2 separate regions of the Homo sapiens genome follow, and region 1 is linked to region 2. Evidence: chromatin contacts called from ENCODE Hi-C or POLR2A ChIA-PET data. All regions are on one chromosome and are shown on one strand. Each heading gives the region's core, a stretch centred on a gene start or an enhancer-like site at or near the end of the contact. The rest is flanking DNA. Distances are from core to core; before and after follow the strand shown. Region 1 overlaps TRAP1 (TNF receptor associated protein 1). Region 2 overlaps ZNF213-AS1 (ZNF213 antisense RNA 1).

The links. A loop is a pair of places that touch in the nucleus more often than their neighbours do. ChIA-PET counts read pairs that join two places held with the same protein, here RNA polymerase II (POLR2A). Pooled maps may share reads with other maps.
Region 1: a loop to region 2 is called in a pooled map, with 2.1 times the contacts of the local background. The contact joins two enhancer-like sites. A Hi-C loop is called at or near these places in 1 of 50 pooled maps. POLR2A ChIA-PET finds 5 or more read pairs at or near these places in 3 of 52 experiments (T-cell, WTC11 and activated naive CD4-positive, alpha-beta T cell).

The regions. Positions count from the first base shown.
Region 1 is chr16:3,688,761-3,692,174 of GRCh38, reverse strand. It overlaps TRAP1 (TNF receptor associated protein 1), which reads left to right. Exons shown (of 18, transcript NM_016292.3): 2 at 1,190-1,348; 3 at 3,038-3,120. Among named protein-coding and RNA genes, the nearest start is that of TRAP1, 27 kb to the left of the region's middle. Within about 2 kb of position 1,579, at least 15 of the 41 ENCODE cell types and tissues checked have a DNase peak (open chromatin) inside an H3K27ac peak, as active enhancers do.
Region 2 is chr16:3,122,803-3,126,685 of GRCh38, reverse strand. It overlaps ZNF213-AS1 (ZNF213 antisense RNA 1), which reads left to right. Exons shown (of 6, transcript NR_110900.1): 6 at 720-1,157. Among named protein-coding and RNA genes, the nearest start is that of ZNF205-AS1, 9.1 kb to the right of the region's middle. RefSeq lists an enhancer at 1,850-2,329 and a silencer at 2,140-2,409. Within about 2 kb of position 2,350, at least 29 of the 41 ENCODE cell types and tissues checked have a DNase peak (open chromatin) inside an H3K27ac peak, as active enhancers do.

The DNA.
Region 1 (3,414 bases), core at 330-2,829, 570 kb before region 2:
ACAGGAGAGGCTCCCAGTTAGATGCGGTTCATTTAGGCTTAGACTTTGACACGGCGTGGCTGGCTGGCCACATATCCTTGACACCATCACGTATTGCAAATCTACTGACCAAGGCAGGGTCCTGGTATGTGGTCCCTGGGGTCAGTGGGTGTTGGTGTTGGGTCGGTCCAGTCCTGTGTTGGAGTGAAAGTGTCTGGTTTCTGGGCCTGCGTCGGTGAACTGCGTGCGGCTGGGGACACATTGGCTGCTTTCCTCCCTCGCTGGGCTCTGCCGGCAACTTTCTCAGCCCACTGGACTGAGCAGGAAGTTACAGAAGACAAGTCTCCTTCTTAGTTAGAAGGTAGAACCCATCGTCAGCTGTTTTTCAGTTTTTAAAGTACACAAATTTTTTTTAAAAAATCTGTTTTGGATGAAAAAGCAATGGGAAAGAATCAACTTTTAGAAGATGAGACAGTTTCAGAATATTAACATTTAAATATTTGGATCCCTTTTGGGAGGATTTTTTTTTTGCTTGACTGTCAAGAGCAAAGAAGTGTGGCCCATCGGGGGCTTCTGCAGGGGCTGCGAGGGTCGAGACAGGTTTCAGTTTGGTAGGTTGATGCGAGGTGTCACCCGTGAGGCGAATGTGGGAAGTGCTGTCAGCAGGCATCTGCCAGCTGGGCATGGTGGCTCACGCCTGTCATCCCAGCTCTTTGTAAGGCCAAGGCGGGAAGATGGTTTCAGCCCAGGAGTTCGAGACCAGTCTTGGCAACATAGCAAAACCCCATTTCTACAAAAAATTTTTTAAAAAATTATGGGGGCATGGTGGTCTGTGCCTGTGGTCCCAGCTACTCGTGAGGCGGAGGCAGGAGCATTGCCTGAGTCCAGGAGGTTGGGGCTGCAGTGAGCTGTGATCGCAGTGACAGAGCGAGACCCCCTCTGAAAAGAAGGCAGCAGCCCACCCCCTCCAGTTTCGCTTCTGCGGTTCTGAGAAGACACAGTATCTTACACTGATGACATCTGTGAGGGCTCCTTGCCAAAACCACACCCTGACACTGTGGCATTTGGTCCTGTGGATTTCTCTTTCAGCAACAGCCCGACTTAGAGATGTCCACGCTAGCTTCTGCTAGACACCCTTGATGGGACGAATTACCATATTGTTTCTCGTGTCTTCCTAATTCTCATTCTTTCTGCATATTTGTCTTTTCAGGAAAACCAATTCTGTGTCCTCGGAGGACCACAGCCCAGTTGGGCCCCAGGCGAAACCCAGCCTGGAGCTTGCAGGCAGGACGACTGTTCAGCACGCAGACCGCCGAGGACAAGGAGGAACCCCTGCACTCGATTATCAGCAGCACAGAGAGCGTGCAGGGTAGCCTTGGCTCGTGCTTTGGTCTGGGAGGGCTTTTTGGTTCACTGCTGTGCGTAAAGGGGCATTTTCAGGGTGGAGGCAGTGATTGGTAGAGCCACCGCCTTAGGTGTGAAATCAGAAGGTCTTGGCTGTAGGGAGTGCTGCGCCCTCCATTTCTGTCCCAGCGAGGGACTTCTGCCAGTGTCGGGTGTGTCTTGCCCCCTCTGGTGGCCACCCGTGAGTTTGCCGTCCGGCACCTCCCCTGAGTGGTGATTCATGGCACATCTGCTAATAATCATGGAAGCGGGAGGGGAAACTCAGCATTGGCCCAGTCTGCGCAGGACCGAATTCTGGAGCTGTCTTTTCATTCCCTCTGAAGTATAAAAAAGCAGTCTTTGGAGCCAGTCCTGAAGTGGCTCCATTTCTGGCTTTTAAGTGGGTCGACAAGAGTAGAATCTTTGAAGTTAAAAAGAGAAGTGAGGTTTTCTTGTTATTTTGATTTCTAACTAATTAATTTGGAAACCGCTTTTTTGAAGAATATAGTCCAGGCACAGTGGCTCACACTTGTAATCCCAGCACTTTGGGAGGCCGAGGCAGGAGGATTGCTTGAGGCCAAGTGGTCGAGACCAACCTGGGCAAGATAGACCCTTTCTCTACAGAAAAAAATTAAAAAGTTAGCCAGGCATGGTAGCACACACCAGTGGTTCCAGGTACTTGAGAGGCTGAGGCAGGAGAATCGGTTGAGCCCAGGAAGTTGAGGCTGCAGTGAGCACGATCCTGCCACTGCATAGCAGCCTGGGCAACAGAGCCAGATCCTGCCTCTAAAAAAAAAAGAAAGAACATATAATCTGGTTCTTAGAGGCAGTCCAGTTCTCGTAACCATGCACATTGGGAAACCAGGCTCAGCATTCCCTCGACATAGCCCGAGGCATGTCTGGCCTCAGCAGTGGGAGGATTTGTCCTGCCCTGAGACCTCCTTTCTGAGAGACTTTTTGTTTTGTTTTGTTTTGAGACAGGGTCTTTCTCTGTCACCCAGGCCGAGTGCTGTAGTGCAATCATGGCTCACTGAAGCCTCGACCTCCCTGGCTCAAGTGATCCTCCCACCTCAGCCCCCTGAGTCACTGGGACCACAAGTGTGTGCCACCACCGTCAGCTACTTTGTGTATTTTTTGTAGAGATGGCGGGATCCCTCTGTGTTGCCCAGGCTGGTCTTGAGCTCCTGGGCTTAAGTGATTCTCCTGCCTTGGCCTCCCAAAGTGCTGGGATTACAGGCATGAGCCATGGTGCCCAGCCAGACTTTGTTTCTGTCTGCTTCTTTCTTTTTGTTCATGATCTTAAATGTGTGGGAGGCCGAGGCGGGCCAATCATGAGGTCAGGAGATCGAGGCTATCCTGGCTAACATGGTAAAACCCCGTCTCTACTAAAACTACAAAAAATTAGCCGGGCGTGGTGGCAGGCACCTGTAGTCCCAGCTACTCGGGAGGCTGAGGCAAGAGAATGGCGTGAACCCGGGAGGCAGAGCTTGCAGTGAGCCGAGATCGTGCCACTGTACTCCAGCCTGGGTGACAGAGCGAGACTCCGTCTCAAAAAAAAAAAAAAAAAAAAGTTTAAAACTCATAAACTTAAGCTTTCTTTGGAATGTGACGTAGCGTATTCTTGCACAAAAATAGAAGTTAAACTTTGTTGGTTGTGTCTGTGTTTCATTACTAGGTTCCACTTCCAAACATGAGTTCCAGGCCGAGACAAAGAAGCTTTTGGACATTGTTGCCCGGTCCCTGTACTCAGAAAAAGAGGTGCGTTCCCTGCTAACCATGCCCGATGCTAGCAAAGTTTCTTTTCACAAAGCTGGTTTTTATGCCATTCTGGAGAATTGCCAGATAATATATTAGCTGTGAGAAAGCATTAAACTTTGGACAGGTCCTCATCTTAAGCTACCAGTGAGAGGAGTTTTACCAGAATCTGTTTTGGTTTCCTGGATAAGTGTATCCAGATGGTTCTTTGGGCTGGATCAACTCTGGGAATTAATTGAATTTTGCCAATAATTTTAAAAGTTCCCGAAATACAGGCCTGGTGTGGTGGCTCATGCC
Region 2 (3,883 bases), core at 1,101-3,600:
GCAGAGGCTGGAGGATCATCACTTGAGCCCAGGAGTTTGTTATCAGTTTGGGCAACATAGTTGAAACATAAAATACAAAAATTAGCGGGGTGTTGTGGTGAGCACCTATAGTCCCAGCTACTCAGAAAGCTGAGGTGGGAGGGTCGCTTGAGCCTGAGAGGTCAAGGCTGCAGTGAACTGTGATCATGCCACTGCACTTCAGCCTGCGTGACAGAACAAGACTCTGTCACACACACACACAAAATGAGAAATCAAATTCAATGATATAGGTGCATTTAGTAGACTTCAAATTTAATGTTAGCGTGTGTGGCTGTTGGTGGCTTTTTAGCAGTTTACTCCATTGGTTGGCTGAAATTTGGACTCATTGGTGGCCTTCAGTTAACAAGGTTGAGATGGCTGAAGTGGCATGACAGGAAAGAAGGAAACCAAAGGCTCCTTTTCCTTAGGGAGATGGAAATGTTGAGTGGCCTTATCATGCATGACCTGTGTACCCACCCCATCCCCAGCTATCTTTTACCAGTAGACACTGGCTTCACTAAGTCTCTGAGAAAGGCATTAATGACAGGATCACCTGAATCCTTGAAGAGCTCTGTGGTTGCTCTGTGAGATCTGTGTTCATCTCCATGACTAGCCTAGGGCTTTGTTAGTTGAGAACATAAAAATTGCTGTCTTAAGTTACTGAGGTGCAGGCCATTCATTGGGTGCTGCCTTTACACCAGGCAGGAAGCCCGCCTGACCCCATGTCTCAGGCTGCCAGAGGAGCGTGCGATGAGGAAGGCTGGACTGTCTTCACAGGACACCAGGGAGAAGCCTCAAGCCACTGCCCCCTGACAAGTCGCAGCTCTCCAGCCTGTCTCCTCACTCCCCTCCCCTCCACATGGGGGGGTTGGGGTGGGGGCGGGGAAGGTTCGGGGCAGGGGTCATTTCAGCTACTGGGCACCAGTCTCCTCCTCATGTTTATCCTGTTCCCTTTGCTTGAAAGGTTCGTACTCCAGATCCTTGTAAAACCGCTTCTCACCCTTTGAGTCTCAGCTTAAATGTCCCCTCCTTGGAGGGGTCTTCCCTGACAATGAAGCTCCGACCGTCCTCTCCTGTTTTACCCAGTTCATTTCTTTCTGGCATTTGTAACTACTTGAAGTTAAAGTGTGTGCCATGTATGTGTCTGTCAGTTTCCCCCACCACACTGGAACCCCATGAGGGCAAGGGTCTTGTCTGGAATCTTCCTCACTTACAACTCAACATTTAGCAAAGGACCTTTGCTAAATTAACAGGCATTCATTTTGTATTTGAAAAATGAACTAGTGAGGCCGGGCGTGGTGGCTCACACCTGCAATCCCGGCACTTTGGGAGACCGAGGCGGGCTTGAGGTCAGGAGTTCGAGACCGGCCTGGCCAACATGGTGAAACCCCATTAAAAATACAAAAATTGGCTGGGCGCGGTGGCTCACGCCTGTAATCCCAACACTTCGGGAGGCTGAAGCGGGCGGATCACGAGGTTAGGAGTTCAAGACCAGCCTGACCAACATAGTGAAACCCCATCTCTACTAAAAATACAAAAATTAGCCGGGCATGATGGCAGGCGCCTGTAATCCCAGCTACTCGGGAGGCTGAGGCGGAAGAATCGCTTGAACCAGGAGGTGGAGATTGCCGTGAGCTGAGATCACGCCACTACACTCCAGCCTGGGCAACAGAGCACGAATCCATCTCCGAAAAACAAACAAAAAAACGAATGTGTGAGGAACGCAGCAAAGCCCCTACAGTTAACGTTTGCCGCCCTCTGCCCCTCAGGCACTCCAGAGCCGCGAGCCGCCTCGCACAGCCCGCGCGTTTCTTCTGCTCCCCCGGAAGAGGGCACGGTCTCCTTCCTGGCCGCTCTCTGCCGGCCGTACCGCACGACAGCTGGCAGCACCGTCAGCCCCTGCTCGGGAGCTCGGAAGATGCTCTAGCTCCGCGGCCAGTGCAGCGAACCCACCCAACCCTGGTGCAGGAGCCATTGCAGCAAATTGACAGGGAGTCCTCTGGGCCGGAAGTGGCCCTGGCCCTGCGCCGTATGCTCTCTAGGACTGCAGGAGGCTCGGCATCTCGGTGATAGACCCAGGAAGTCAGTGGCTGGGCGGGGCGGGCTGTGAGGACTGAGGTCTGTAGCGAAGGTCCAGCCCCGTGGTCTTCGCTTCGTTCGGCAACGAACGCCCAGCGAAGGGTAAGACGAAATGCTTCAAAGACAGGATCCTGGAGCAGTTGCCGGGGCAACCGTGCGGCTTGGGGCGTGGCGGTGAGGGGAAAAGGGCCGGGCACAAACTTCAGCCGTGATTGGCTGGTTCTGCTGGAGCCGCCTTTCTCCCCGCCCCGATGCCTGAATGGCTAAGGGCAGGGGGGCGTGGCCTCCTGGATTCAGTCATGCCGGCGACGGGGCCGCCGAGCGAGAGGCTGGGTCCATGGGACCCTGCAGGCTCTGGGCTTCGCTACACGGCCGGGCCCGGGAACTGGGAGACGGTGTCCTAGGCTAGGACGGCGCTGAGGCCGACGCCCCCGGCCCAGAGGGGCAGCGCCGACAGCCGATCCCTGAGCGCTTGCAACAGGAACCTGGGGCCGCAGGGAAGCAGGTGGGAAGCCAGGATGCATACATCCTGCCTCTCCGCCTCCGCCCTCACCGTGCTCCTGACACCGCATCAGTGATGATCTGGTGGAGTTCTCCAGTGGCCGAGAAGCCCCGAGGAAGCCAGGGAAACCGCTGAACCTCCTCATCCTCTACCCAGGGAGACACCAAGACCCTTACCTGGCTTCTTCCCTCCAGCCTCCTACCTCTCAGTGACGCCCATCACCTACCAAACTATGAGCACCCTTCAGCCTGGCGTTCCAGGTCCTTCCCTGGCACAGCCCCTACTCCTCCCTGTCTTATTTGTGCTTGTCGAATATTTCCGAAACTGCCAAGTTCCACTCTTAAGATACTCTTTCCAGATCTATCCCACAGTGGGGCCTCCGGAGGGATCCCTAGAGGGAGAAGTGGGCCAGCCATAAGGAATGGCCATCTGCAGGCACCCTCCACGGGGCCCTTGGAACCCGTGCTCCTGCACTCTGCCACGAAAGGGGAAACGTTTCACCAGGAAACTGTCTGCTGTCTGGGCTCCCTGGAGGCCAGAGTGAAGTTTTTAAATGACTCCCTAGATCACTCAACGGTCTTTTTTTTTTTTTTTTTTTTTTTTTTGGAGACAGGGTCTTGCTCTGTTGCCCAGGCTGGAGGGCAGTGGTGCGATCACAGTTCACTGCAGCCTCAACCTCCCAGGCTCAGGCGATCCTCCCACCCTAGCCTCCCAAGTAGCTGGTACTACAGGCACGCATCACCATGCTTGGCTAATTTTTTTTAACTATTTAGAGACGAGGGTCTTGCTGTGTTGCCCAAGCTGGTCTCAAATTCCTGACTTCAAGCCATCCTCCTGCCTCAGCCTCCCTAAGTGCTCAGATCACAGGTGTAAGCCACCACACCAAGCCTTGACAGACCTCTGAATCACTCAGGTCCTGACATCTGGTCCCTGGCACGCTGGCCACGGAGCCTAAGGAACTGAAATTAAAGCAAGCAGCACTCACTGTGCAAGTGAGTACTCTGCTCAGCTCTCTTGCCAAGTGATGACGGCTTCCAGGGTCATTTTAGAAACTCTCCCACCTCTGTCTCTCTCCTTACTTAGAAAATGAGCTCTTTTGAGAGCAACCCTGCTTTACAAATGAGTCTCCCTCACCCCCTCACACTGAACCAAGCAGAGCAATCCTATTTCTGGCTGAGTGATTGGGACCATGAAGACAAACTGAAGGGAGGAAACAGCTTTTTTTCTGGCCTTGGAAATAATCATTTAATTCAACCAATCCTGCCAGCATCCCTAGCCTAGATT